Regions from separate parts of the Homo sapiens genome. Here region 1 is linked to region 2. The links are chromatin loops, found by intact Hi-C in ENCODE. Cell type or tissue: endothelial cell of umbilical vein. All regions are shown on one strand. Links, peaks and the distances in the headings refer to the core of each region. The heading gives the core; the rest is flanking DNA. Region 1 has its middle 250 kb from the start of LINC03000. Region 2 holds the start of LOC102546299 (a long non-coding RNA gene).

Region 1 (16,125 bases), core at 4,011-8,010, 430 kb after region 2:
CGAGTGTTGGAGATGATGGAAAACAATGGGAACTCAAATATAATGCTGGCAGTGATGCAAAATGGTAAGCCATTTTATAAACAAGTAGTTTCTTGTAAAGTAAATCATATGCTTCCCATGTGATAACATGTCTGCCCAAAGATCTGTATTCACTCTCTTCAGCTGCTATGAATAGAACGGTTCATAGCAGCTCTATTCATGATACCCTTAAATTGGAAGCAGAACAAATGGTCTATCAATGGATGAATGTATAAACAAATTGTGACATATCCATACAATTAGAAACTATTGAGCAATGGAAGGAAACAAACTACTGGTATATATAAGAATATGAATAAACTCTTACGTGTAATATTAAGTAAAAGAATACAGGCACAAATGTATATGACAGATGATAGATAGTATCATTCCATTTGTATAAAATGGAATATAAATAAATAGAATTCATTATGTATTAAATATAGTTATATATTTTTATATAATATAATTGGTATGAAATTTTTAAAAGGTATAGTGATAGAAAAAAGGTATGTGGTTGCCAGGATGAGGATGGGAGTAGGGTATTTTATTGCAAAGGTGTAGACCTTCAGGATGATGGAAAGTTTGTATCTCATATTTGTGTTGTGGTTACATGACTGCATTCATTTGTCAAAATGCATCAGATTCGTCAATATTATTGTATGCAAATTATACTTTAATAAATTGTGCATCAATAAATATTTTTAATGAGTATTCCTTGGCCTATGCATAAGGGACTTTGTCTAATGTCATGGGTAGGCTGGTGAGCAAATAATTATAATACCATGTTATCAGTGCTATGTCAAAATATGTACATATACTATTCATTCAGCTGGCTGCTCTGAGACTGGGACTATACTAACCACTGCAATGAAAACTATTCTTACAGAATTTGAGGTCTGGGCAGGAAATAACTAATTCTATCTAAGATATAGGAAAAGATTTCATAGAGGTGATTTCAGAGTAGCGTCTTAATAAAGAAGGTCATGACAAAGAGAGAATATTATGTGCAAAAGTACGGGGACTATTACATTTTGTGGAATGTCGTTAACATTGAAGTTAGCTTTGTGTGGCTTTTCCTAATCAGTGAAAGCATATTCTCTGTGAAATCCCAAAATGTTGAATTTATGTATGTTATCTATCTGATAATATGATACAATCTCAAAGTTTGTGTTTTCTGGTTTTGGACTCATCTGAATCCCTATTAAAATGCTAGGGAAAAATCGTCAAATTTAGGTCTTATAATGAAATAATAGATGCTTTCCAAAAGGTAAAATGTGCCAGTAGTAAGGTGCTTATAATTTATTTTCTAAGCATTATCATTCAGATAAGCTAAAAAGGCCCAATGGCCAGAGACTGCCATTAACTTCTATCAACACAAAGATCTTATCTGTTTTGAACACACTGTATACTGCAGTGTCTGAGATCTGGAAAATGTCCAATAGCTATTTTTGTTGTTGAATGAATACAAAATCATGTTCTGATAACTTATTTGACTCACTGACTGTCTCACCATAGCCAAGAATGGCATCTGTAGATTGTTGGCCCCAATCATCGTGGGTTTTTTTTTCCTGGAAATTCCCACTTTAACCTTCTAGCCAATGAATTTGAATAAATACATTAATATCCTAATGGTGTATGAAACTCATGACCAAGCAGAGTTTAGATCATAGGTGAGAATCACAGAAATATTTATACATTTAAAACATCTGAATTTTCTTGCTGTCTAACTAAGCACTTCCTATAGTCTCTGGTTCCTCACGTATCTGGATGGTTATCATAAATCTGTATCTGTCTTGTAGCCTAGTTTGTGATATCCTCAGAGACGTGTTGAACTGAACTGGCAAACCATGGACACTTACCCTGCAACCTGCCTGCAAATGCTGTTAGAATAGTTAAATAACTTGAAATCCAACTGAATGACAGTAATGTTTATTTCAACACTTTCCAATTCAACAAAAAGGCAAACAAAGCAGACCTCCTAGCTTGTTTCATCACAAGAAAATGAAATGGGGTTCAACATAATTGCATGAGAAATGATGGGTTGGATTTGCTGGTAATTCAAGAGCTAGTGAGTCAGTTCAGCTCATTTCTGGCATTTTGACACAGGCTTTTCTATCTGTGTTTATTCTTTTTTCCTCTCACATTGTATGAGTGGAGAATCCCTTTCCTTTCCGAATTGAAAGAAACACAATTACAAATTATAAATCACCTTTACCTTACTTTCACTTGGTGTTGCTGACCAATAAATTACAACAGCAATACATTTATCTATTATTGTTAAGGGAGAGAGAAACCCAGACACCTAGATTTAACCATAGGTTTTCTGAAAAATGTCTTGTAAAGTCAGCTTAAGGAGAGTATGTTAGCTTTAAATTAGTTTTCAATTAGTTCAAAAACAGGAACATGAATAACCAAAGTAAAACTTCCTTTGGAACTAGCAAAAGAAGATACTTATTTTACAATGTTAAAAAGTATCTTTGTGGGTAAAGCTTTGAACCACAAGCTAGGAGGTCTGCTCTGTTTGCCTTGCTAGGCCATTATTTCACCTTGAAAATTTGAATAAGACCCTTGAATAATGTGTATCTCATTTTCCTTATCTGTTGAATAGCAATAATACTTTACATACCACTACAAAGTTTTCTCTGAAAATCGTCTCACAATATATGAGAAAATACTTAAGAAAGTATTATGCAATGTACAAATATTTGTTATCACATAGACTCTTCTGTGTACACATAGTATTGTGTTAAATCCTATAGAGAATTTACTCAGGAAGACAGAATCATCAGGGCTAGTCATCCCTGATTGGTTTTTAAGTAACCACTTAAAAATTCTGTTATGACCTTTCAAAGAGCAAAGAAAGGCTCACATATTTTTGGCTTCTCTAGATGCTGAGTAATTCAGGGTCTGAAGAGAGGAAAAGCCAGTTGAATTTGTTAAGTGCTTTCATTGAGATGAACAAGGTAAATAACACAAGATATAAATATTGAATATTGACTATAATACTATCCCTTGCCCTCAGAGTTGAGAGTTTAGTTAACATAAGTGTAGACAAATTATAATTTGATCTTCCCCCAAAATATCCTCCAAATGCAAATTGTTAAATTCAAAATTCCCCAGTCTCCATGTCCTCCTATCCTCTGTGTTTCACTCTTCAACTATAGCAATTATTCATGTCCTTATTCTGACACCACTGAGCTCTACTGTGTCTTCGACCCCTTTACTTCTCCTTCTCTCTGACAACTTCACCCAACATATTTATCTTTCTTCCCTATCCATCTGTCTTAGTCCATTGTGTGTTGTTATAAAGTAATACCCAAGACTGGGTAATTTATAAAAAAAATATATATATATATATATATTTGGCTCATGTTTCTGCTAGCCATAATATTAAGCATCTGGTGAAATCCGCAAGCTCTTCCACTCATGGCAGAAGGTGAAGGACAGCTGGTGTGGACACAAATTACATAGTGAGAGAGGAAGAAAGTGAGCAAGAGAGAGGGAGAAGTGAGGCGGAGGGTGGGGTAGGGAGGGCAGCCTCTTTTTAACAAATAGAAGAGATATGTATGTGTTTACTCTTTGTTACCTCTTTCCTCTTCCTGATTTCTCAAAAAAAAAAAAAGTCACAATCACAGATTGATCAATTCCATTCAATAAACGTTGTTGGAATTTGAATCTGTCCAGTTATCTCAAGCCCCATTTCTACTTCTCTAATTCCATCAATCATTCATTAAAGAAAGTTCTTTTGAATACCCACTCCATGCCAGGCACTGTGCTATAAGCTCTGGAAAAACACTGATGATCAAGCTACATATCTGAGCTTTCATGGAACCTCTATAACCTTTCCTGAATTAATGCTATAGCCTCACAATTTGTCCATTTTCTCCAAATATGTTGGCTTCCAAATTATTTTTTATATTGTAGTCAGAAATTTTTTTTTCTAAAATGAAATTTTAGCTATGATACTCCTCAGCCATGATACTCCTAAGTGGATCTTTATTGCTCTTAGGATAAAGCCTAGGCTTCTTAACATAGCCTACAAGACCCAACATGACATAGCCCCAACTTGTATTTCTGGACTTAGGATTCCAATACTCCCCCTAAATTTTGTCTTTTATCTTGAACAGTATGATCCAGCCACATTTTCAATTTCTGTAAGCCACAATGCTATTTCCCACTTAGCACACTACTTTCTCTACATGAAACACTTACTCTCCTCTTAATCTGGTTGCTCACTTTTTCTAAGGAGCAAGGCAAACCCTATCCACTCACTAAATCTGTGCTCCATTCTCTTCTTCAATGCTCTTCATGGCATCTTCTAGGATGTTATGCTGATATTTAAAACGTAGTTTTGATTTAGCTTTTTTCCTTATACTATCAAATCATTCTAATATAAAACCCTTGTACATGGTGGCATTGTACATATCACTGTAAACAGATAGTATACCTACTTTTAGGGAAATAAGTCTCAATGAATGTTATGCAAGTTTACCTGTGAAAATTTTAAAAGTATAAATGTTTATACAAAGGCCTAACCCCAGATGTACAAAATCATAATTCTAGGGTATAACACAGTTATAAGTTTTTTTTAAGTCCTCAAGGTATTCTGATACTCAGTTACGTTAAGAAAAACTACACACACACACACAAACACACACACACACAGAGAGAGAGAGAGAGAGAAGGAGAAAGAGAGAGAGAAGATGGAAAAAAAGAAGATGAACACTGCACTGGATCAGTAATTTTTAAAGTGTGACGTGGTCCCTGGACCTCCAGCAACAGCATAAATTACATACTTGTAAAAAACACAATTCTTGGATCATGCCCGACATATACTGAATCAGAAACCCCCTAGGAGGTGGGGCCTATCAGTCTGTATTTTCAAGAGCCCTCAACGTGTTTTTGATATAATGTTAGAAGACCACTGCCTTAGACCAACCTTATGATTAGGATAATATATGCCACCCTAAACTATACATGCAGAGCATAATAGGGTAGTTGATTATAGCGGACTTTCCCTTTGAGACTAAGCATGGTTTCAGAATCCTTCTCAACATAGAGATCCAGGAAACCACTGACAATCAGAGTTATAACCTTAGTTGAAATCTACCTTTGATTTCTTTATGATCATTTCATAGAGGATTCATGTTGCTTCTTATTACACAGAAAATTGATTAAGACACAGGATTCAACAACGGGAAAGAAGGATTGAGCATGAAGACAAGAACTTTCTGATGTTCTTGAGGAAGGAAAGAACAAAAGGAATAATGTGAAGGAAAGTATCTCTAAATGCAGGGAACATTGGAGACAACAGTGGAGAGAAACTACATAAAGAGGAAATATAACAGGTCATTATAGGCAGAACGGACTAGAGTTGAGAATGCACAGAGTTTTTAGCTATCATACATTTTAAAGCCAATCAAATTAATTTATACTTGCACATAGTATTGAGTCCTGTAACTCAGAGCCTAATGCTTGAATTTGATATAGAGTATAATAATGGCAGGAATTTTCCTAACTGATCAGTCTCATTCAATGAGAAACAAGAGGTAAATAAATATTTTCAAATTGATTAAACGTACAGCAGTATTTCCAAATAGGCTAAATTTTAAGAATGTAAGATAATTTTGAGAATTTCTGAGTTTCAAAAGATACTATAATGGGCTTAGTACAATTAATGCCTAAGCCTTTCAGATTCATTTATTTTATTTTTATTAAGAAGTCATTTTATTTTACAAATGAAATTACCTCTGAGCTACTAATGCTTCCCTTCTTTGAAAGGAACAGGAAATATTATAGGAATATCCACAGTTTTTATTTATCCAAACCATTAGAGGTTTGAAGCCTCAAAAGGTCCAGAATCATGTATAAATAGGAATAACCAGAGTGTTTGAAATGTATTTATAATGGCCCCATTTAATAATATCTCTCATACTTTCCATTATTTTACAATATTTTGAAAGCCTAAATAGTCTTATTTGAATGTATGTTTCCATGCTGAAATTTGTGTAACTTTGCTGTCACCAACAGGCTACTGTGTGAATTAAATGTTTTCATCTCACTATGTTTTCATTGTATCTAACAGTTAAAAATCGAGGAATATGCTACACTGTTATTTTTCTTAAACTTGAGATGTTCTGTAGAGCACAATTAAGCATTAACATATTACATCTGGGGAGGTGATTATTATTTTTTCATTTGCCTGAAGAGGCTAGTGTGGACATATATCAGCCAAAGAGCCATTTTTATTTTTTTCTCTAGCAGCAGATTTATTTCTCCATTAAATGTAGAAAGATCATCAATATCCACTACATAGCTTCAATTAACTGAACATTTTGTCAACCACTGCTATTCTCCAGCTGCCGGATATACCATATGAGAGAATAGAGAACCTGTCCTGATTTCTCATCTTCCTTCTCAATTTAACAAAAGAAAATAGAATGACAAGAGGATATTAAAACTAAGCCTGCCTTTTAGTTGACATCTGCACTTCTAGAGACAATTTGTGAAAAGTTACATAAAGCAAGGACCAGTGTAAAGACAGGAGCACAAAGGTATTGAAGATGTGTCTCTTCCCCTACCTCATTCCATTTCAACTACATTGGTTCTTGTGCTTCCCAGAAAATCTCAGCATCGAGACAAAAAAAATCATTCAGGCAGTATTTTTCTTCTGCCAAGAGAGAAATACCCAAGCAAGGTATTGGGTCAAGTATCAAATAACACAAATTGTTCATTAATGTTATTTCGTATTATGACACACACAAAAATTAGCCAGGTGTGGTGTATATTTAGTAGAGATGGAGTTTCACCATGTTGGCCAGGCTGGTCTTGAACTCCTGACCTCAAGTAATCCTCCTGCCTTGGCCTCCCAAAGTGCTGGGATTACAGGTGTGAGCCACCACACCCAGTATGATGTTACATTCAAGTGTAGCCCATATGTACAGATTGATTTAGACTATCTGAAAGAGCTATTCTTTTTTCTTATGCTGATACTCATTTAGTCAAGTATCTACAATGTGCTTAGTAAAGTACTAGATGATTGCGATGCAAATCTCCACTTTAAGTACTGTCTAGTTGGGGTTACATGACAACCCAAACCAATACGTATATTACAGTGTGACAAGAGTAATAATGGATGCTTGCATGCACACATGTGTGTGTGAATATGGAACAGAAGAATGAGAACCTAAGGCACTAGGTATTGAATATGGAAGACTTTCTCAAGAAAAAGTTATGTGAGCTGAGTTTCCCTGATTTTAATTAGGACATTTCATGATAAAAGAACACCTTTGAGGAAGACATGAAGATATTGCCTTGTTTGTTGTCTTTACTCTAATAGAACAATGACAAGGTAGGCTTTGTACAACGTGCTTTAAAGGAGGTCACCTCCATTAATCCCCCCAATGAACCATGAGGCATGTTACTATTATTATCTCTCTAAAGGGTAAACAGTAAACCCAGAGTCAAAGATGTTGGATTATAGTTCAGGGAATCTTATTCCAGAGCCCATTTGGTGCAATACTGGAGATGGGATGGCCCTTCTAGGAACATTCTATTTTTCTCCGTGACTAAGAATCTGTTGTATTTGGGGCAGGAGCTACAAGAGGTGACACAAATAAGAAATGAAAGTCTGAAAAAAGATGGTCTTTATATGTGATAATGCCAAGTGTGGATTTTTATTCTGTTGACTACATGGTGGTATTGTTGCATTTACAGAAAGGATAGACAAAATTATGTAGTAATTATGTATTAATTTTATAATGACTATGTATTAGTTTTATAAAAACCAGTAAAGTAGACAGAAGTAATGTTAGAGCTGGGAGATAACTTAAGAAACTATGACAATATTTTAAGCAGAAGATAAGAGCTTGAACTGAGTGAGTGGGAGTTGAGAAGTAGACAAAGTCAGGAGAAATGGACAGGGAGATTCTATAGGGCCTTTTGACACTGAAAATGTGGAGAGAGGTAGAAAAAAAAAAAGAATCTGCGGTGACTTTCATGTTCACAGCCTGAGATACATTTGGATCTTAGTAACTCCTGCTGATAGAAAATATAGGAAGAAGACACATTTGGGAGTGGAATGAGGAAAATGATGAATTCTCTCTGGGGGATGATGTAGCTGACATACCTATAGAGAATATCATGGCAGTTGATTGGAATGATGTTGGGTGCAGAGACCAAGGCCAGAATGTGTATCTATGTGTAATTAATTTTTAGGCTGTTGAAGTTGTGCCAGTAGGCTAGATTGACTAGGAGAGTATGTACAAGTAGAAGATAAAGTGACCCAGATACGAAAAAAAAAAAAAAAAAGGATCCCATGAGAAGGGCTGAGGGGGTAAAAAAGCCAGTAAAGAGAGACAAAAGCAGAAAAAAAATCTGGTAGAGAAAATTTTGGAATATAGGCAATATCATGAATGTTAAATAATGCAGAGAATGTAAGTTAGATAAGAATTTTAACGTGTCTACTGAATGTGGCCCTAGAAGGGGCAATTTTGGTTGAGTTGTAGGGAAAAGGTTAGACTGTGGTCAGATGAGAAAGAGGTTTGAGTGTCCAGGCAGTGGAGGTGCTGAAGTGATGCATCATGGGGTCTAGAAGGGCTAGAGAAGAAATTAATGGTAGGTAGAGCCTAGGAACTAGAAGTTGTGATGAATTTAAAAGGTAGAAGTTGTCTCATCAAGGCACTAAGGAAATTGAAAGACTGAGAGGTTACAGTGAAACAATAACCTTTTAAGATTCCAGAGATCAGACATCTCTGAGCAATTATACTACCTAGGGATTTGGCCATTAATAGAGTCAAAGGAAATGGAAATGAAGGTCATTAGAGGAGAGAAGGTAAGAAATTTAAATAGGTGGCCATGCAAATGTTTGAAGCACCTGAGGCAGCTGACAGAGTAGGAGTAGAAAGGGAGACTGAGGCGGGAGCCAATTCACAGAAGTACAAGGTTTGAGGAGCAGGGTAAGAAAAGAGACCAGTCCGTTAGCAGGAGTCTCATGCACAGATGGTTTTCTCAAGCAGGTGGATAAACAGTTTAACAGTGGACATGTTGAATTAAAGAATGTCAGCATCTCCTACCAACCACAAGATGTGCAGAATGTGGAAAATTGAGGTGTCTTCACTAAAGAGAGCAGCAAAGTAGAAATGAAATTCCTAGCATCTGGGTTCAAGCCAAGGCTTCCTTTACTGAAATTTGAACCTTTTATTACATAATATTCACTCTGCTTGTGATTATAATAGTGTATTTTTCATTATCATATTTAACTTCTATCGGAATTACTGAATTATTTCTATTGCCTCATTTCTCATTATGTTCATCGTTGTGCCTTCCATAGAATACATCTCAGAGCTATAGAAATAGGAACCTTCCAATAAGTACTATGTAAAGGAAAGCATGGATGTGTGCTAATCAGAAATACTACTGTGTCTTTTCACATTGGATGACACAACAAAAAAACATAGATATGTCTATTCTCCAAGATATTAATTTATTTGCATTGTTATTTATACAGTCAGCAAACAAAACAGCTAGAGCTTTAAGGGTTTGTTCTGGCCTGAATGATCATCCAATGCAGCTATCCATTTTGGCCAAATTAATTGGGAATATGACAATAACCCTGCTTTAATTTATGTTGTGCATAAAGAGGCACAGTGATGAACAAATTAAACCAATTAGCTATTAAAATCTAGGTACCGAAAACCACATTTTTGAAAAGAAAAAAATCAGGGATAATATTGCCAAAGATGCATTATGTATTAGTTTAGTTTTGACTTGAGCCTCCCAATTTAATTCCCTTTAATCTGTCTCACTTTTATATTTCCTAATGATGCTTCCTCTTGCAGTTTCAGAATCTGAAATTACAACACCGGAGACAGCATCAGAATTCTCAATGCTCAGAGTGACTGTTGTAACTAGCAAGACTACAGGTTCAGTCACTGTTTCAGTTAAAGGATCAATATTTGTATCTTGTCCAAAGTCTGCTGTCTCTCCTTGACAATAACTTCCACCACTCCCTTGAGGAATAACCTGTAAATGCCTGCAATTTTCTATCTAAGGTCCTCTTTTCTCACTCACTATCCATTGTCTTGGCAAAATACTTTTCTTTCTCACTGTTTCCAAGCCTGCCCTTGTTACTCCTTCATGCAATCTGGCATAAGCACTGTGATTAGACAGGCGACCCGCAATTGGTAGAAGCTAATCTCAAAGAGGTCAGATGGTAAAACTGTTTTTTGTTTGTTTGTTTGTTTGTTTGTTTGAGACGGAGTTTTGCTCTTGTTGCCCAGGCTGCAGTGCTGAAGTGTAATGGCGTGATATCGGCTCACCACAACCTCCGCCTCTCGGGTTCAAGCAATTCTCCTGCCTCAGCCTCCCGAGTGGCTGGGATTACAGGCATGCACTACCATGCTTGGCTAATTTTGTATTTTTAGTAGAGATGGGATTTCACCATGTTGGCCACGCCGGTCTCGAACTCCCGACCTCAGGTGATCCGCCCACCTCAGCCTCCCAAATTGTTGGGATTACAGGCGTGAGCCACTGCACCCGGCTGGTATTCAGATTCTTAAAAGTGTATTTCCCATAAACAGAATAAAAAATTTCAGCTCTAGAACCAGTTGCCAAGTGCCAAATGATGATACAGGAAAAATATTTGATTAGTATTCTTTAGGCGTGTCACTTTTAATGAAGCCAAATACAATAGTTGAAATAGCCCATCTTTCCCACCAATTAGCAAACATATAAGTAAAGAGAGGGTTAAATTTCTTTGATAGTGTGAAGCTCATAAAAACAGCAGACACCTGCATTATACCTTATAAAGGCTTTTATAAAATGTGGTAGAAAGAAATCTAATGTATCTCCTTATATCAGGGATCTAAAATATTTTAATGGTATACACATTTACCTTGATCTTCATATGAAATGCTGAGGGCTTGCAAACATGTGAGAGTATTAAATGCAGAAGAAAGCACCTAGTAGCAGAAAGCAACTGGGATTAGGAAATGAGATCCTTGGATTCAAGTCCTACTTTTTCTCTAACTGCCTGTTTGAACTTGGGCAAGTTATTTGACTTATGCTTCTTTGTTCTTCATTTGTAAAATGATAAATATAAATTACATCCTTCTAAATTTTCTCCCCATTCTATTATTCAAATAAAAATTTGCAAAATAGTACCGTAGTGTTAGCTAGGTCTCATAGCAAATACTTCTCTACCTACCAGTATCTGTCTTTCAAATATTCTTCTCCAAATGTTTTTCCAAGATGTAGTAATCTCTAAGCATTTTAAGAAATAAGCTATGGAAAGATGTTGAGGAATACATTTAAGCTTTCCCATATATTTTAGGATTGGTCATGTCACAGACACCTTGTCCAAAATATATGATGTTAAAACTCTTATTATATAATAGGAATTTTTTTTTTCAAATAACATCATCAAGTAGAAGACAACTGAAAGCTTCTACTATACACTTAGTGCTCAGATTCAAGGGAAACATCACTCAAATACTCCATCTGTCAAGGTCAAAATTAGCAAACTGTTTTAAATATCATGCATGCTGTCATTGAGTTTTCAGGCATGTATCACAACATGAAACTAGCTATTCAAATCTGAATCTCCAGATTAGTGTGTTCTTAATTGTGTGGCACCACGTTAATGTACCTACAGATATTTATATACTACACTTTGGGAAAAAATGAGTAATTGCATTAATTAAATTTTAAATTAACTTCACTATTCAACAGCACACTTAAAATTTTGTCTCTATGAGGGTAAGGGAGAAATAGAAATAAACGAATGAATGAAAAAGTGAGTGAATTAGCAGACACAAAACTATAAAACAGGACCATATTAAATATGTCCTATGTGTTCTTTCATTTGCTCTCCACAAAGCTCTCAAAGGTACCTATTATTAAGATCATTCCCAGATCGTAAATTAAAGGCGATTTAGAAATGGTAAGTAACTTGCTCAAAGTCACAGAGTAGGGAAGAAGAAAGCCGAACTATTTAAGCCCAAGTCCAGAGCCCGCACACTCAGTAAGCTGCCATGTTCACATCATGAGATATTTGTGGGCATTCAGTTACATCGTGTATGTGAAATGGGTAGTACAGTGTATGGCACATGTCTACATCATGATATTGAAGAGAATAGGCAATAGTGATGAGGGTGTGCTCAGGAATAAGAATTCAGGGTTCAAACCTTACCTTTGTCACCTGATAGCAGTAAGACCATGGGCAAATTACTTAATCTCTTTGAACCCTGGTATCCAAATATTTAAAATCATGGTAACAAAAGTATCCATTTTCATATGATGATTGTGAGGATTAAGTGGATCAATACTTGTAAAGAACGTTGATCAATGCCTAGCCTATATGAGGAACTATAATTATAAATTGTTATTATTGCAAATGCAAGGGACTATAGCACTCCTGAAATAACAAAGAACCTTTACTGAGAACATCTTCTTTGCTTCTCATTTTACTATTATCATTATTCCCATTTTGCCAATGAGAAACCTAAGAGTCAGAAATGTAATTTTGTAGTCACATGGTTAGGGAGTGCCTCAAACTCAGGCCCTCAGACTTTAAAGCCATTTACTATATTGTATATCCTGTTGCTTTGGCCAGGAGTCAAAACAAGAGCACCCTCATGGGAGGTCAGCAGTATTCCACCAACTCTTGTATCTGAAGTCTTTTGGGAGGAAATATGGGTTGCAGCCGGATATCAATCAATCAGATAATCAATGTAGAGATAGAGTCAGAAATCTACTTTTCTCAAAATTAAAGAGTACTGTGGAGAGTAAAATAGGTATAGGCAAATGAAGACCTGTGGGAAAAATCCAGCCAGTCACCTGGTTTTTGTATACCCCAACAGTTGAAATGGTTTTGACATTTTAAATGGTTGAAAAACAATAAACAAAAACAAGACTATTTTGTGCTATGAAAAAATCATAAGAAATTTAAAATTCATTTATTCGCACATTTTTATTGGAAGACAGCCATGACCATTAGTTTTCATATTGTCTACAACTGCTTTGCACTACAACAGAAGAGTTGAGTGTCTGAGATGGAGGCTGTATGACCCATAACGTCTGAAACTTTACCATCTGGTTCTTTACAGAAAAAAATCTGCTGCTTTCTTTGCCTCTGCAGCTTAGTGATGGAGGTACCAGACTGTTGAGAAGAAACTATTTTTTAAGAAAATGATGATGAACCCAATGTCCTCCCACCCCCTCATACACCTAAAAAATACCATATGTAATGATGGTCTATGTTATGTCTCTGAATAAGAGTATCTGGAATTATTGAAACACAATATTAAAATGTTTACCTTTTGATTACAGATGTTTACACCCTGCCCTGACATTAAGAAGTGTTCATATGAGAGGTTGCCAAAGCCAGCCCACAGTATCCTTTCACAGAGAAAATAGAGTGGAGGTAATGACTTCAATTCAGACCTAAGCTATGTCTACTTGAGCTGAAATGGAAAGTCCCTAGAATGCCAGCCTCTGAAGATGAACTCTGGGCATCATATCTTGAGACGGAAGAAAAGGCTGCTGTATCCTTGATAAAAGATGGCATGCTAACTCTAGACTCATGAGGTAGAAATTAGCTGTCATTCTGCTTGGGGGTTAAGGAGCCCAGATGATGACCCCATGTTGAGAACCCTGGGAATGATAAATGATTGGATTTGATATCGGCTCAGGCAATGGTGTTCTCTGGTTTTGCATTTCTAATGACCTTCTGAAACCATAAGCTTAACATTATTTCTTAATGAATTCCCTTTGTCCTATTTCAGGAGCCCTCAGCTCTCCTTGGTTACACTTGGGTGACTTATAATTAGTTTTGCAATACTAACATAGATTACAATTTTTAAAAAAGGGAGAGAGTAAAAACAAATATGCTTTCAATTACAACGGGGTGTGGGGGGAGGAATTGTAACAAAATGTGTTGGTGTTGCAAATTACCTGGTTTTATTACTTGTTCTCTTATTTATTTATTTCAATTAAGATCCTAGGTCCTTTAACCCAGACTTGTTCTTTCAATGACATTCTATTTTCTAAGCTTTGAATAAGTGACTTTAAAAATATATTCTTTAACGTTTATAAGAGTTTGTTTAGATAAGCCATCCTGGCTATTAAATTGGTCTTCAAGCAAAAAACCGTGATTAATGCATGGCATGTCTAGGAGTCATGGGATCTCAGGGCTGGAAGTATTCTTTGAGCATCATTGTAGAATCTGTATGAGGTTAAGATCAAGAAATCTGGGGTCTGACAAACCTCAGTTTGTAGCCTGTTCCTGCTACTCATTAACTGTAATTTTGAGCAATTTATTTCAACTTTCCAAGCCTCTATTTCAAAGGAACTGTCCTCATAGAGTTGTGGTTAGGATTAAACATAGTAATTCATGTAAAGTTCCCTGCACAGGAAGTGTTCATTAAATGTATTTATTATTACTCTATTATAATGTAGTCTGACAATCCCATACCCTACTGACCTAATACCCTATGCTAAATGAATGAGGGTTCTATATGGTGTTGCTGAGAGCCTTTGGTTGTGAAGTCTCTTCCTGAGCTTACCATGTGCCCTCAAGGGTGCCCATTTTATTTCATACAGGTCAAATTACCAAAATTCTTCTTAGGTTGATCTTCAATCATTAAGTGCCTCTCTTGTCCAATCCTGTTTTGTAGAACTACACAAAATAAATCTTTACAATTGCCCTATAGGTATTTGAAGACATCCTATCCACAGATGGTTTCTCTTCTTCAAGCTAATTAAACCAATTTCTCCAGCATTTCTCATAATTTATTGGTGGATCTCAACCCTGGCTACACATGAAAATCCTCTGGGAAATTTTTAAAATCCTGAGGCCCAAGAAACTTACCAGAAAAATTAAATCAGAATCCCTGGAGGTGGGGCCAAAGCACTGGTATGTTTTAAAGCTCTGTAGGCAATTCTAAATGTGCAGCTAGGGTTGAGAACCACTGTTACATGATTTCAAGTTACTTCATTACGTCGATGACTTTATTCCTAAATAACCTGCTTCTAATAACACTGCCTAAATGGCTGCTCTCAGATACACACTGTACTTTAGATTTGGCCTGAGCAGGACCACTGCTCAGGAATGAATGTTTGTGTTTCCCCAAATTTCATATGTGAAAATCTTCACCTCTAAGGTGATGGTGTTGGTAGGTGGGGCGTTTGGGAGGTGATAAGATTATGGGGGCAGAGAATGAAATTACTGCCCTTGTAAAAGAAGCCTCTTTCCCCTTCTGCTATCTGAAGATAGAGTGAGATTGACTGTCTGTGAGGAAGAAGGCCCTCATTAGACATCAAATCTACCAGCACCTTAATCTTGGACATCCCAAGCTCCAAAAGCAAAAGAAATAAATTTCCATTGTTTCTAAGGCACTCTGTCTATGGCATTTTGTTACAGCAGCTCAAAAGACTAAGACAGCCACCAACACCTCCCCTTGTCTTAGTGTAATAATATTGTCTGTGTTATTTTAGCAAACATAGTCCATTGTTTCTCAGACTTTACTGTGCATAAAAATAATTGGGGATCTCATTAAATTGGGGATCTCATCAAATTGCAGATCATGATTCAGAATCTCTAGGATAGCACCCAAGGTTCTGCACTTCCAGAAAGCTCCTAGGTAATGCTAGTGCTGTTTGTCCATGGAGCGCTTTGAGTAGCAGAGGTCTTCTTGCTGATAGAATCACAATAGAGTTACATACCAGTACAAAGAGAGAGAGAGAGACCAAATACAGTCTCGGTCTTATCGTAAGTCTTTCCATTGAATCTTTTATAATCTGTATGTATCTGGCAAGTTTGTAAGTGAGTTGGCAAGCCATCTATCTCAAATATTGGCTATTTTCTCAGATGTTCTGCTTGGTTCCTGGTTTGGAAACCAGAATCCATTTATCTTTGTGGCAGCTAGAAGGGGGAATTTAGCTAGTTGAAGGGATTCATAGAAATATGAATATTGTACTTTCAAGTTTCTAAAAAAGAAAACTTTCTAAAACATTCATATCATTTGAACAAATAAACACCCGCTCTGAATACAAGGATTATGCCTCTGGTGACACTTCAACATGATGAAGATGCTAAATGAGTAT
Region 2 (16,125 bases), core at 6,907-10,906:
TATATGTGTCTCTCCGATAGAGATAATTAAATTGAAAAAATTGTCTAAAGCATGGTTCAAAGAACAATAAAAGAACATATCAATTATTGACTTTTTAAGAACACAAAAAGGTACACTAAAATTAATTCTAAATTGATTATCTAAACTACCCTACACAAAGACATTGAGGATTCTGTGTTTTATTAAAAATGAATTATTACAGTAAGTTTAAATCTATAAAGTAACACAGTTGTGAACATTAAACTATTTTTTATTAAATTTACAGAAAAAATCACAAAACACATAGTATTAAGATGTAAGAAGAAATTTTATAAATCAAATTATGAAAATGTTGGGTGAAATAACTAGAGTAATCTAGTTTCTTGCTTCTCAAGGACTCCCAGATTCTATTTCTGCTTTTCTCTTTCATTGTTTTTTGCTGTCTTGTTATACACAAATAGAAAATAGAAGAGTCAACACAAGACTTTGTAATATTAAAACTTATTGTGTAAAAATTTTAGTTATCTCAAAATAAATGTTAGCATACTGCCTTTACATTTATGTTGAAAGCATAGTGCATTTACATTTATACACATATGTGTTTGTAAACATACATGCCCATATAAGGATTTAGAGAGCATCATTTTAAAATTCCAATTTCTGGGTCCACTTTAGACCTGCTGAAGGTATCAGAATTATTGGGACCACTCCAGGTAATTCTGATGATCAGGCCAGGTCTGAATAGCTAAGTTTGAGAACAGCCGTTCTAGCTTATGTAGTACTAGCTATTCATGCAATTAGTTTAAGTCATGACTACATTTTTCATCATTATAAAAATCCTGTGAACTGTGCTGCTCTCTTTATTATTAAAAATTTGTTTGCTACATTAAACGGTACATACTCTAAAAGAACTTTCGGAACATATTTTGAGGAATGGCGTATTGATTCAAGAAATTATATCATGTGTGCTATATGATGGTTTCTGTGGTAGAAACGCAAAGGAGAACAAAATAGAAAAGACCCCATCTCATGAAGATAATCCTCTCATAAGCAACTATTCAACTTTTCTCTTATGGGTAATTCCATAATACAGTAGTTCTCAAATTTGAGCAGGTATCAGATAACCTGCAGGACTTGTTAAATCAGAGAGGACGAGTCCCCACATCCAGAGTTTCTAATTTAGTAGGTCTGGAGTGGAGCCACAACATGTGCATTTCTGACAAGTTCCAAAGTGATGCTGATACTATGGGTTGGGAACCATACTTTGGAGAACCACTGCTAAAAGGACATTTGGTTTTTATCTTCCACTGGCTGGCACAAGGGTGAGATCCAGCCTTGGGGTTTTCCTCTAGCAAGAATATAAGACTTTGTATGATCAGTACTAGATTCATAACCTCTACCTTTTTATCCTGATACCTAGATCATATTTTATCTGAAATTGTATGTATTCATTTAAGCATCTAAAATACTTTTTTGGAAAGTTGTCTGCTTAGATGTGGAAAGAAAGGTAATGAGGCAGAGACAGAAACTGAAGCTTATTAAACACCTGGAACAGGGCACCTAATGTGAGTTTAACAATACTTTGCTTCCTCTGGGAATTATGCCCACCATATCTAATTATCAGAGTGGCTGAGATCAAATGAGTTAATATTTATGAAAAATTTAAATGTAAAGAGCTATAAAATGTAGATTAATTAGAGAATTCTTCATCTCATCTCTGATTCCTAGAAGAAAAACATAGAACATGTCTTCTTTGGCCAACCCAAAGAAAATTGCTCCCCTTTGCATTGGAAACATTGAGTTTGACTTCTTGCTTTTCAAATTGGTGCATATGTCTGACCTAGGACATGCTGTGTGTCACTCATTAAATGCCACTGTGGTGAGTGTCCCCTTTTGAACACAGCTGTGAGCCTCCACACTGTGGAGAGAAGCCAGACACAGGCTTTACATGCACCTCGAGATTCCTGGAGAACATATGCCATGTGTTTGTCATCTTTTCAGGAAAGCACTTCTGAAGAGCCCTTTAATGAGTTTCCTAGAGAAATTCTGAAGGAATCGTAATGCAACTAATCATTTCCTACCTTCCCACTGAACCTCTTATTAATTAACATGTTAATGCTCTGTTTGATTTCTTAAATTTAGTTTGAGAGACAGTAAAACAGCTATTTTCAAATTAAATTAAATTGAGCTGTGAGAAGATTTTCAACCGATATAGGGCTTTTTGTACTCTACTAATTCCGGTACTCATTAAGGTAAAAAAAAAAAAAAATCAATGAGCTTGGAAATGAAAGTGTTGATATTATTGTAGGGTAAATCTACTTCTGAATAACTTACTCCCTCCATGACAATGTTTTACCATGTATGTGACATTAGAAAATGCAAATTTCAGTGTTTAAAGAGAGGGAAAATTTTCCAGAGTTACCATAAATGTCGACCAGGTATCTGCTTGGGGAATTAACATAGTCATAAACTATAAAAATTAAGGTTTTTTTTCTAGTACAGTAGACATTCTTACTGTTAATAGGCTGCAATAATCCTTTGGTTTTCAATGGTATATTGCTCTCAGTTCATTGTGCAGATTTCAGGTATAATTAATTGTCTTTTATCTTCCTCTAAGGCTTTTCTTTCTAGCAAAAGGGATTTTCTTTGACTTCTGCTCTAATGGAATCTCTTGGGAAGTGTCATATAAAATAGACCTTATCACTGAGCTATTGCAATATTATAGACCAATTGGTTTTCACTTACTCTTCCTCAATAAACAATTTTCAAATACCTTTATTTATATTGATTTGGCTTTTTAAAATTTTTCTTCATTATTTTATGTTGAAACTCAGGATATCTTCTATTACCAGTATTTGCAATTAACCAGTTTTAGATTAGCATGCAGTAACAAATTCTTGAGTTGACGCCAGATTTCCATACAGGAAAATTTCCAACAGGAAAATTTTCCTATAGGTGATGGAAATCTGGCGTCAACTCAAGAATGATGTAAGTCTGTCAGTACTTCTGAAACTTGGATGATGTAAGTTCATCAGTACTTCTCAAACTTTAACGGGCATCTGAATAATGTTTTTGCTGTGTCCCCACCCAAATCTCATCTTGAATTGTAGCTCCCATAATTCTCATCTGTTGTGGGAGGGACCAGGTGGGAAGTAATTGAATCATGGGGGCAGGTCTTTCCTGTGCTGTTCTTGTGATAGTGAATAAATCTCATGAGATCTGATGGTTTTATAAAGGGGAGTTCCCCTGCACACGCTCTCTCCTGCCTGCCATCACGTAAGACGTCCCTTGCTCTTTCTTCATCTTCCACCATGATTGTGAGACCTCTCCAGCCATGTATAACTGTGAGTCCATTAAACCTCTGTCTTTTATAAATTACCCAGTCTTAGGTATGTCTTTATTGGCAGCCTGAGAGTGAACTAATACACTGGCAGATCATGGTAATCCACAGATTGTGATTTAGTGGATGTGAGGTGGGGTCTGAGATTCTACATTTTTAACAAGCTTCCTGGTGATGCTGATGCTACTTTGAGTAGCAAGGGTTTAGATGACATTGATAATCCATGAGTAACATGATGTCTTTAATAATTGCAACTCTCACAGATTTTCTAGACATCAGAGTTTTCTACTCATAAATTGCACCTTCGATTGGACCAATGTACCATAGTAAAAACAGAAATCTCTGTCTCTTTCTACATTCCTAAAGTACAGATTTCCTAAAGTACAGCTTTCCAAGCTGGAAAGATATTTTCAGGAGTTTTCACTGTCTCCTCTATTTATAATTGTAAATTGTAAGATACTTGTAATTATTTTTTGTCTTAGTTTGCCATTTGACCAAAGCATTTTGGAGGCTCAGTCCAGGGCACTGTGGTGATTCATTCTGTTTCACTGTGACAGAAGTTCTACAAATATGTTTGTTCTTTAATCCACATTGAGACTTTTGTGAAAGCGAGCACACACAAACATACTACAGCTTGGAAAAAGCCTGTTTCATCTTACAGACAGCAGTCCCGATCAATTTTTCCTAAACACCATTCATATTTCCTAGGATCCTACAAGAAGTAAATGGATCACCAGACACAAACGAATTGTTATGTCCCTTCTTAGAAAATCTAAATATCTAAATGTCTTGATAGCAAACTCTTTGTGCCTTCTAAGTGTTCAGTAAGGAATTTCATTTATATCTCGAATTTTTTTTTTGTTACTGAGAAAGAAACTCTTTAAAAGAAACTTCTCCCTTTCCTGAAAACCTCCTTCTGTTTGAAAGTGTGCATTTTAGTTCAGGGCAGTGGTTATCAAACCTTTGTGTGCATTAGAATCACCAGGAGGGCCTGCTAAAACACATCTTGCTAGGTTCCACCACTAGAACTTCTGATTCAGTAGGTGTGATGTGAGATCCAAGAATATACATTCCTAACAATTTTCCAGGTGAGGATGATGTTGCTGGTCCAGGGCCCACAGTATGAGAACTACTAATTTAAGAAAATATACTCCTCTTTTGTTCACTTCTCTAAGATGTTTTAACTAGTTGTGAGAATGCTATATTAATAAGGAAAAATGTGAGACTCCCAAAACTTGAAACATCCAACAGATATCAAGGAGCATTGATTTCCCTCTATCTCACCTAGGGAGAGGGATCTTTCCAGTAGCAGCTTACAGATCACTTTGCCAGGGCAGTTTTCTTGGGCCCTTTTATCAGGACAGTCTCCCTTGCAAAGACATAGCACCTGATAATTGATCTTCATGATGATCATCACAATTGTAATTATACAATTATTTGTGAAAATATTTAATGACTGTATTTCCTACGGAAGCTTAATCTTTTTAGGTGTCATCATTGCCTTTGCTACTGTTATATTTGTTCAGCATCTAGTTTGGAGTTTGGCACATAGTCAATGTAGTATCTGCCAAAATAAATGTTTGGAAAAACATTAGGATTCTTCCATTTACATAGAAATGGTGGGTTCTGAGGGCCTTAAATCAAAGATAGTATTCTCCTGCATCCATTGCCACAATTTTTTTGATTATGACATTCTTGCATGCTGAACTCAGACTGGGCCCAGGAATGATCTTCAATACAGGCAGCTTCTACCAGTTGTCATATATGGCCTATGAGATAAAATCTAATTGCCATTCTTACAATAAATTCTATTCAGGATGGTCTTCGCTTTGTTCACTCAATATTCCCTGAGATTTTGCCCCTATCTTTGTTCGTGCTGTTTCATTTATCTGAAATAGCTACTTTCCTCCAAACACACTCCATTTGTTGAAAACCTATTAATTCCTTAAGTCCCATCTTGAGCACCATCTTTTCTGCGAAGCCTTTTGAAATCCCCTTAATTAGATGAAATCTCTGATGACTCTAACCTTGCTCTACCTTACAACATAGTAATTTGTATGCTTGCCTTTACCTTCTTACTAAAATGGTCCTTCTTAAAGACTGGAAAAACATATTCAATCCCTTACCATAACTTCAGTTATTAAACACATATATATTTGTCTCCTATCATGTGCCAGGCTCTGTGCTAAGTACTGGGGGTATAAAGCTATAGGAGACATAGCCTCTGTCTTAAGTAGGTCATCGTTTTCCAGGGCATTAAAGAAACACTTAAAGACATGGTTGTAGAATAACACAGCAGATGTTATACTGGAGGCATTTACAAGTCACAGTGATGGGTTGAAGAAATAAATGATCATCTCTGTTTGGGCCGGGTGTGGTGAGTAAAGATATTAGAATGATTAGAAACAATTAAGTAAAATGCTTAAGAGATGGGTAGGAGATTTTACAGACATGGTAGATGTTTAGTTCCTTCCATTTAACCAACTTATTTGAATTGATCTTAATGCAGCCTGTAAAATTGAAGCTGGTAAAACAAACTCTATTTTATTTTCTTACTTCTCTTTAGTTTTCTGAATGCTGCATAAAGTTTTCACAGATCCTCTATCCGGATTCTCCTACTGTTGACTGTGTTTCCACATTACAGTTTACCCAATTCATTCACGTAGGCCTTGCCACTGTTCTATAGACTCACCCTGGATGCCCTGTGCTCTGTAGTAGTTGCATTATTTCCAATAGGAAGTGCCATAGTAAGCCACATTAAACAGGTATTTGGACTGTGCTGAAGTAGATCCTCCTCTACCAACTTACATAGTTGCATGAGTTGAGGAAACGTGCCAGGAACCCAAATCCAGTTTGCTGCTATAGGATGTAAGGGCTGCTGAAAACAATGTTCTCAGCCAGGACAGAGGCAGTACAGTTATCAGAATCACTAGGAGATACATCGTCAACTGGCACAAGGTCAACCCAACTTCCCTGTTTTAAAAAAATACCACCCAATCACCATTGAAACCTACTCCTCCTAAAATATTACATGTTTCAGAAAGTCAATGAATGCAGCTTGATAAACTTAAAATTGCTAACTGAACCTCAAAATAATGCTCAGGAAAAGGAAGATGCCATCAATTGAATAATTTGGGAAAGTTTCTGAGCAATTAAAGATTGTTTTTCATCAACTAGAAAACATTTGGTATGTTAATCACACTAAAAAAGATGATAATTTCCACGTAAACATGAAGGTGCTGCAAGCTCTCTTAGCAAAGTGTCTCAAACTTTAGGGTACTCCAGAATTACCCAGGGATCTTGCTACAAACATTACGTCACTGAGCTCCACTCCTAGAGATGTGTTTTGGAAAGTCTGGGTATGACTCCAGGACTTTGCAGTTTGAACAGGCATCATGCGGGGTAACGTTGCAGGCAGCCCACAGACCGTACTTTACCCCAGGTAAATTATCCTTGATCTTATGGGGATAAAACAAAGCCAACTGTATAGCTGACCCTTGAACAACACAAATTTGAACTTCGTGGGTCCACCTGCACACAGGTTTTCTTCACCCGCTGCCACTCCTGAGACAGCAAGGCCAACCCCTCAAGACCAACCCCTCCTCTTCCTCCTCCTTTTCAGCCTACTCAACGTTGAAGATGAGGTTGAAGGCCTTTATGATAATCCACTTCCACTTAGTGAATAGTAAATGTATTTTCTATTCTGACTTTTTAAATAATATTGATTTTCTTAATACCACTGTCCTTTCTCTTGCTTTCTCAGTAGGCTATTAATAGTTAAATTTTGGAGGAGTTAAAAGTTATGCATAGATTTTTCAACTGCATGGAGGTCGGCACCCCTAACCCCTGCGTTATTCAAAGATCAACTCTATAACATTCTTCCCACCACAACTTCTATATGCTAATGTGGGAAACAATATGCAAAGAGATTAAAACTTCTACCTTTGACAAGTGGCCTGCCCCAAACTTCTCTGTTATCTTTGATTCATTCTTTTTTTTTTTTTTTACCAAGAAAGGGGAGTAATTGTCTTCCCCATCTCCACATGTAATACAAAAACAGTTTTAGAAATCTATTTCTCTTATTGATCACGTGTGTGTGTGTATCATGATTTACTTAGGCAAGAAAGAGCTAAAGTCAATCTCCCAACCAATTATTAATTGAAGTTTTAGTATCTACTGATTACTGGCAACTAGGCCCAAGGAGGTTTGCTTATCTCACTTCTCCCTCACAATAGCTTTAGGAAAAAGGTGCAGTTGTCCTCACTTTACAGATGAGTAAACAAGATGAATAGTTAGGGAACTTGCAAAGTTTAAAAAAAAAAAAAGTGAAATCCAAGCTTCAAACCCAGGTGTCTGATTTGACAAACCACTTTGTCTTCACCACATCTAACAGTTGTTATTTCACTTCATTTTTGGGGGGGCTGTAAACTTTGAGTGAATGATGAGTTTGTACCAGCTGCAATTTACTGTTTAATGGTACAAGTGAACCTATATCCTTCCCTCATACCCTTCGGTCTCATTCCCATCTAAGGGTGGGATCTGTAATCATGTTCTCCAACAGCCAGCTTCTAGCTTCTGTGGTTTTTCTCTGCCTTTGACAACCATTTATTCCTCTTCGTTTAAGATTCTGTCTCATCTATCTTTGATCTAGGCACCTTTTCTTTCTTCTCCAGAGTGTTTCTTCCCAGCAGTCTCCTAGTTTTATTATTCGAGATTTCAGACCTTCCTTTCTCTTTTAGCTTTAAGCTTTGGGCTTCTCTCTCTCTCTATCTGTGGTGATCATATGGCATGCTGTTTCTTTCATTTAGTTTTCTTTTTCGTGTTCAACCATATATTCTTTTTTGTTCCCCATTATTCTAGATTGCATCATACCACCTTAATCCTTACTAACCTGCTGGAAAGATTTTCTGTCTCTAGTATTTCTGATACCAGCCTGTTAACCATGGGGAAGAAGGGAACAATTGACATCCTCATAATTAATTTTATTGATCACATAGCTATTTTTCCAGAATTTTGCATACTTTTTTATTTACTCAAGTGTGTGAGTATTCTATCTGTGGCCTAAAATGAATTGGCAAGTTTTGATAAAATTGCCATTGAGCCTCAAACTTAGCAGTGAAGTGAATTTATAGTAAGAGATAGGATAATATACTCTCACACCTGAAACCACAAGGACCTCGTCAGCCATGAAAAGTAACATTTCATGAAAATAGAAAACAGGCTAGTTTCTAGACATTTCAAATCAGTGGATTTCTTTTGTTCTAAAGCATTTTCATAATAACTACTAAATTTAATTTAAAAAAATCAAACTCTTCTCTCTCAGGTTTACAATCCAGTACAAGGGCAGATATAAATTCTGTCATTGGAATGATTTACCTGTCACTATTGTATAATTTATAAATAACATAGAGAACAATGTAATTTTTTAATACCATGAGTTATACGCTTTATGTTGCAATAATTTTAGTTTAGTCTCTCTTTGCTCTTTAGCAAAATAAAAGTAAAAGAATTTCCAAAACAGAGGAATCGTGACAGGGAGAACAAGAAATGCAATGCATCAAAGCAACACAAGATGTCACTTTTACACAGGCCTGCATTTGCAGGTAAGGCTACATCTGCATTGTGCATAAAAGAGTATGTGAGGGGAAAAGCATCAAGATTTACAAATGCTTCAGAAATATGAAAAGGAGCAAGCAACCTTGGTTTTGTTTTCAATATTTGTAATAATATCTTGAAATGTATCAAGAAACTAGAATTATTCTCCTATATCTACATAAGTTCACAGAATACGTTGCTTTAACAATACATTGCATCTGCCCAATCCCCAACTTTCTGGATAGCACAGACTCGGAAAACAAGCTTATTCTCACTGCAAAGCATATTCTTTCTCTCGGCTTCCTTACTTCTGCTGCATTAGTTGCCTTCCAGCATCTTATTGGAGGTCTAATCTGTTAAAAATAGATCTCTGACTATTTTTCTTTTTCTGGTCCTGCCCAATTAACCCATTTTGCACACTGCTCCCAGGTGGACCCTCTTGGGGGCAATTCTGATCCCAATATTCATCTGTTCTCCAAGATCAGGTTTAGCAAGAAGTATTAGTTTCCTACTGCTGCTACGATAAATAACCACAAACTGAGTGACTTAAAGAATACAAATGTATTTTCTGTAGCTCAAAAGCCTGACTTGGATCTCACTGAGCTAAGATCAAAATGTTAGTAGGGTTGGATTATCTTCAGGAGCTCTGGGAGGAACCCGTTACCTTGCCTTTTTCAGTTTTTAGTGGCCACCTGCTTGCCTTGGTTCGTAGCCCCTTCCTCTGTGTTCAAAGCCAACACTATCAGGCCAACTCCTGTCCTGTTGCTATCTCTCTGGTTTTTCATAGTCACATCTTTCTCTAACCCTTTTAAAGACCCTTGTGATTACGTTGAGCCCACTGAAGTAATCCAAAATCGTCTCCCTATCTTAATGTCTTCAGGTCAGCTGATTAGCAACTGTAATTCCATCTGCAACCCTAATTCCCTTTGCCTTGTAGCCTATCATACTTACATCTTTAGGGAAGTCATTATTCTGCCTACTACACAAGGTATCCAAAGGGCTTCAAGATCTGGCCTAGTTTTACTTTCCATCCTTGAGCCCCTTCCAGGGTCTATTCTCATTTCTTTTGTGTCAAGTGTTTCGGCCAAACTAAATTTCCCATGAAGTGGCCAGTGTTCATTCTTTAATCCCTAAATTTTGTTCATGCAGTTCTCACTTCCTATGTTATTTTCCAACTTCTTTGAAAACATATCTTCATTCTTCAAGTTTCCTCCCCCTGTGAATCTTTTAAACACTCTCTTAGGCAGAACTGATTACTCCTTCATGTGTGCTTTCATTGACTATATCTTCTACAGAATTATTGTGTTAAGCCATTTGTAATTTTTTTCTTTCCTTTTTTCTTTTTTTTCCCTGAGGCCCCAGGATACACTTTTCCCTAACCCTTCCAGGTGCAAAATTGTGAAAGGTGGTAGATATATTTTGTTAGATGTTTGAAAAGTATGTTATAAAGTAAGAGAAGCTGCCATTACAGACTCCTTTCTCCAAATACCAGTGGTTTACCATAATAGAAGGTTATCTTTTGATCATTTATAATACAGGCTGGTGTTTCTGGTCTACTGGTAACCTCATCCATATTGATTCAAGGACCCTGGTGCCTACCACCTCCTGGCTCTGTTATACTACCAGGCCCTTCTAATTCAAATCCAGACAGTAGAAGGAAAAAGAGAATGTTCAAGAGACTCATTTGATTTTTAAAAAGTAGCTTGGAGGCTACTTCATTTTTATTTACATTCCCTTGGAGAAAACTCTGTTACATAGTCCCCCCAGGGCCCCCCAAAAATGGCAAGGGAGCCTGGGAAATGTAGTCTAACCAGGTATCCAGCAAAATCCTATTACCACAGGGAAGAAGGTAACGGGTTTTAGTAGAAAACTGTGATACGTGCTACAGAGTGAAGAGTCTGGTTCCTCCATGACTCCCCTGAGGGAAGTCATGCTTCCCTCCTGCCAACTCTTATTTGAACATGTATCTCTTATGTAAACTATAATATTCCACCTTGTATCCTATTTCTTTGTAATATATGTCTCACTTATTCCAAAGTACATAAATCAGATCAATGTAGTAGAGGAATTGTAAAAGTATGTGTAAATCCTACATTTTACATAAACTTTCCTATATTTATTAAGTATCATTCTGCTAGATTGAATTGTTCCTTATGACAAATATGACCTGGATAAATAAGGAAGATATAATTCTTTTTTTTGCTGGGGGGGGGGGGCGTTGTTGGTGGGGGGAACGGAGTCTTGCTCTATCGCCCAGGCTGGAGTGCAGTGGCCTGATCTCGGCTCACTGCAAGCTCTGCCTCCCGGGTTCACACCATTCTCCTGCCTCAGCCTCTGAGAAGCTGGGACTACAGATGCCCGCCACCACGCCCAGCTAATTTTTTTGTATTTTTAGTAGAGACGGGGTTTCACAGTGTTAGCCAGAATGGTCTCCATCTCCTGACCTCGTGGCCCGCCCGCCTCGGCCTCCCAAAGTCCTGGGATTACAGGCATGAGCCACCACACCTGGCCCAGGAAGATATAATTCTAAAATCTTTAGAAATAATTTTAAATGTTGAGAGAAAAGGTAGGCATTGTTCTGTGGCAACGGTAAGAATGATGGAAAGCAAGATGATAAGAAAAGGATACAGGACTTGACAGAAGGTGAGGCTTTTGTCAAGAATGTTAGTTAAGAGCATGGGGTTTAAAATTAAATGGATTAGTTCTACATTTTTATGGCTATGTCACTTGAGCAAATTAAAGTCTCTGAGCCTCAATTTCAGTATCTGTCAAATGGAGGTAACTGTTCACAATTTTTAGAAGGTTTATATTAGGTAAGTTTGTAAGACAGTTAGAATTTCTAATTCATAAATACTCTAAAATGCTAGGTTTTATTTTTCTTAAACATTGTTGAATAAGGAAATCTATATTAACCTTAGATTTTTTAAAGCATGCATATAAAGAACAAAGACAGACAGAAGTTTTGAGTTACAAATAAATTCAGGAAAGCTGAAATTCAAAGACCTGATGTTTATAAGGACACAAGGACAAACAAAAGATCTTTCAAGGTTTTTACATTTACAAGAAGAAAACAAAAAAGTGCTTGAGGTTAACAAGCTACGTTTTTTATCCCTTCAAAAGCATAGCATCTCAAGAGTGGAACAAACACTTGACAGAAGTGGTTGAAGCACCATGCAGGTAAAGTGGTTGGGGAGAAACATTCTGCCCTGAATAAATGGCTTTGTGGCCAGGCTTTGGTTGTCTAAGTTCCAAAGTGAGAAAACTTACCAATGAGATTGAAAACTTGATATTGAATTAATCAAAGAGAATAAAGGACCAACAGGAGAGGCACAAGAAAGTTGAGAAGAAAAAGGTAGCTCTCATTTTCGAAAGACGAATATTGATAACTATAGACTGGAACATAACCTTTAGCATTCAAAAGATTCACAACAGGTTACCCTAGCTCCTCAATGGGACATCAGTCTTAGAAATGCTGTTGCATTAAATATATACATCAATTTTTAGAAGCAATCTGGTTTCAGAAATAAGACAGTGTGTGCAGGCAAGAGAAATGTCTTAGGCTAAACACATATGAGTTGACTAGAACAAGACTGGAAACTATGAATAAACATGATCATTATGCTGAAGTCCAGGTGTGTTCATTCAAGCCTTTAATTATATCCTTTTGGACTAGGTTTTAGAAACAGGGTGGGTGAAATGTGTTTTTGTAAATTTAGTGGGTTGTTATCTTACTTGAGCTAAGTGAGAAGTGTGTGTGTTACTCAAGAATTGTGTTCTTAAAGCATTAGAACTTTGACCCAAGTCTTACTATAAATTTTAGCAATGGCTAGAATGATCAGAAGAGACTATTTTCAAATTACAGATAAATAAAATCATAATGATTAGGCATATGGATTTTGAAATTGTTACACTTGGAAGAGAGTTCTGGCTTCGCCATTTATCAGATGTGTAGCTTTAGTCAAGTGATTTAAACTATTCTAAACCTCAACTTCCTCATCTATAAAACTATAATTTGGAAAAGGCCATCTACCCATTGTATGGATGATGTGGGATAACTAACATAAATGCACCTAGCATATAGTATATGCCCATCAGGATGGAGATAGTTACAATGCTGGTGTCCCAAATAAAATTGCCTCTCACAACCAGAGAGCATTTCAATAAAGTTAAATAGCTTACAGAAATGGGTAAATCAAATCAAACAAGATTAAAATGAATCGCAATATGCCGTTTGAGCAAAAGTGTAAGAGAACAAGTAATGTTTTTATACAGGAATAGAATAAAAAAGGCAGATAATTAGAGGCAGATATGTAAGTGTTTGAACCATTTAAGTAACTATGTTCAATAGGAATCTATTAAAAAACATAAATCAATGAAAACATGTAACAAAATACCTAGCATTTTCTTTGACTACATCTGTGAAAATATGGAAAGTAATATAAAGCAGAGACCAGCTTCACTGTGCTCTGTACTGTCTAACAACACTGAAAATCTTACATTATGAATGGAAGGCAGACAAATGGAAAAATATTCAAAGGAGAGTAATCAAAGCGTGGGGAAGCATGCCATCTGAATAATGGCTGGAAGAGAAGTGGTAGTTGTTTCCAGTTTGGGGCTATTATGATAAAACAGCTGCTGTGACATTTTATATAAATCATTTTCATAGACATATGTTTCCATTTATCTAAGGTAAATATCTAGAAGTAGAATTGTCCTATGGTAGGTGTACATTTAACTTCATTAGAAAATGCCAATTTTCCAGAGTGGTTGTACTATTTTACACTACTTTTTAATTGTTTATATATTTATTTCAATCTCATTCCTTGATGGAATTATGTCAACCTTTCCAGATTTCTGTCTTAGAAAAAAATTGGAAGACTTAACCACTCTGCACTCATATGCAGTGACCAAAAACAAGCAGAATTGAATATCCATTACCCTTTTAGATGGTACAGGAACAGTGCAATTTCCCTCACACTTCATTCATCACTCCTGACTCACTCACTCATTTGGTACCAACTGATACGTATTAGCATGAGCTTGCATACCTTCATGTAATGGGAGACTGAAACAGCCCCAGCCATTTAACTTGCTGACAGTAGGCCATTGTTGATGCTTGCATTTGAGTAAGAACATAAACTTCAAGGTGTGTGTTTGTATTTATACTTTGTCATTGTTGTTGCTTTTTGTAAGTGCCATCTTGGAGATATTTGTGTTTTTCCTTTTGACTGCCTCCTCCTTCAGTTGCACCCAGAGGGTCGGAACAGAAGCAGCAGCAGGAATGTTGCTAGGCAAAAAGGTTCTGATGACAATGATGGAGATTGCAAATTATGATTAGTGCAAACCCAGGATGTGTCATCAGCTTAGGATTCTGTTATTTACTTAATTTGAGCCTAATGATATGAAACATCGTTGTAATGTTGAAGTTTTCTTATCCTTTTCAAGGTGCTTCAATTCCCTGAGGAAAGAGGCAAGCAGATGGAATATTTCAGGCTGCAGACATAGAAGAACGAGATAGAAATATGCTCTCTGTCCTTGATGTGAAGATTCTGTCACTTTTAATTCTCCATCTTATTTACTTTTCTACTACATAAGAACTGGGGCTTGTTTTAGCAGCATTGATTAAGTTGTCATTGATTTTCAAGATAGGAAATAGAACTTTCAAATTTCCCACATGAATTTTAAATAAGTCAGATATTAACAACAAGATAAAACATTTACCATGGCAATGACAGAATAGTCAAGTATCATTCAAAACCTTTCAAGGCTCACAAAGAGCATATGGATTCTAGATGTCAATACATACATGACTAGGTATTAATTTTATTATTTAATCTAAAGAAATGCTTCAATAAGCTTCTAGCCCCAAAAATAGAGAGTTCATTTATTTTTATACATGTTTGTGTTCACTCGAAATTTGCATAAAGGTATATTTTCTACCAGTCAATAGAAATCAGTCTTATTAACAGTTAAGATTTATTGAGCCCAGTATTCTGCTAAACCTTTAGAGCACTATGTGAATTAATCCTCACAAAAACCTTAGAGCAGAGTTTGCCCAACTTGGAACTATTGACATTTTGGGCTGGATAATTCTTTCAGGGTAGGGATTGTCCTGGGTATTGTAAGATATTAAGCACAATTTCTGGCCTCTACTTATTAGAAACCAGTAACGTCTCTCATCCCAAATGGTGAAAATGAGACAGAGTGCGGTGGCTCACACCTGTAATCCCAGCACTTTGGGAGGCTGAGGCAGGAAGATCACTTGAGCCCAGGAGCTGGAGACCAGCCTGGGCAAAATGACAAAAGCCCATCTCTACAAGAAATATAAGAATTAGCTGGGTGTGATGGTGCACACCTGTAGTCCCAGTTACTTAGGAGGCTGAGGTGGGAGGATCTCTTGAGCCTGGGAGGCAGAGGTTGCAGTGAGCCGAGATTGCACACTTGCATTGCAGACTGGGCAACAGGGCAAGACTCTGTCTCAAAAAAAAAAAATAAATAAATAAAAAAAATTGAAAATGTCTTCAGACATTGCAAATGTGCCCTGGGGGAAAAACTGCACTCTGGCTGACAACCATTGCTTTAAGACAAATATTATTTCTGCCACATTACAGAACTTACCTGGAGACACACAGCCAGCAAGATGAGCATCTGGAGCAGAGAGGTAAGCTTCTTTGGATTGAAAGCCCAGGATCTTTGCATTAATTGATAATGTCTCCAGTTGATTTCAAAGATACATGAATAGAATTGTGTCTAGTTACATGTGAGGGTTTTCTTAGTATTTACTTTAATGTACATGTGAATTGAGCATTTACTATTTGGAAAATACTACACCAGGGCAAAAAGTGATGACAAACTTAACTTACTCATGGCCACTGAAGAACTTAAACCTTGTCATTGGTAAATAGCGAATTCACAACTGAGGTTTTGAATTTCATGTACTGTATTCAAATGCCTTTAAAGATGGAAATATACATTCACATTTCTTAAACATTATGCTTTGGTCTTGTTTTTTAACAATGTTTAAAAAACATCATGTTTTTTAAACATTTCTGTTCATTTACGTTTTGGCATCATTGCACAAATATACAAATATAAAATTATTACCTATGGTAGAATTCTCTTGTGAGAGAAAGTGTATCCATTATAGTACAATAATTGGCAAATCTGGCCCACTACCTGTTTTAGTAAATAATGTTTCATTGGGTCATAGC

What was found. Hi-C counts contacts between places; a loop is a spot of excess contacts. Peaks named below come from ENCODE experiments on the same cell type or tissue, not always from the same donor. Only the 100,000 strongest peaks of a DNase experiment are listed, where the experiment ranks them.
Region 1: a loop joins it to region 2, with 10 times the contacts of the local background. A loop is called at or near these places in 19 of 110 quality-filtered maps.

The regions. Positions count from the first base shown.
Region 1 is chr5:164,038,648-164,054,772 of GRCh38, reverse strand. No RefSeq gene overlaps it. Among named protein-coding and RNA genes, the nearest start is that of LINC03000, 250 kb to the left of the region's middle. In endothelial cell of umbilical vein, for the core only: no CTCF peak of the experiment used is centred there; a DNase peak (open chromatin) is centred at 6,032.
Region 2 is chr5:164,468,306-164,484,430 of GRCh38, reverse strand. All of the region lies in intron 2 of LINC03000 (long intergenic non-protein coding RNA 3000), which reads right to left. It overlaps LOC102546299 (a long non-coding RNA gene), which reads right to left and starts at 14,152. Exons shown (of 4, transcript NR_105065.1): 1 at 13,963-14,152. In endothelial cell of umbilical vein, for the core only: no CTCF peak of the experiment used is centred there; a DNase peak (open chromatin) is centred at 8,900.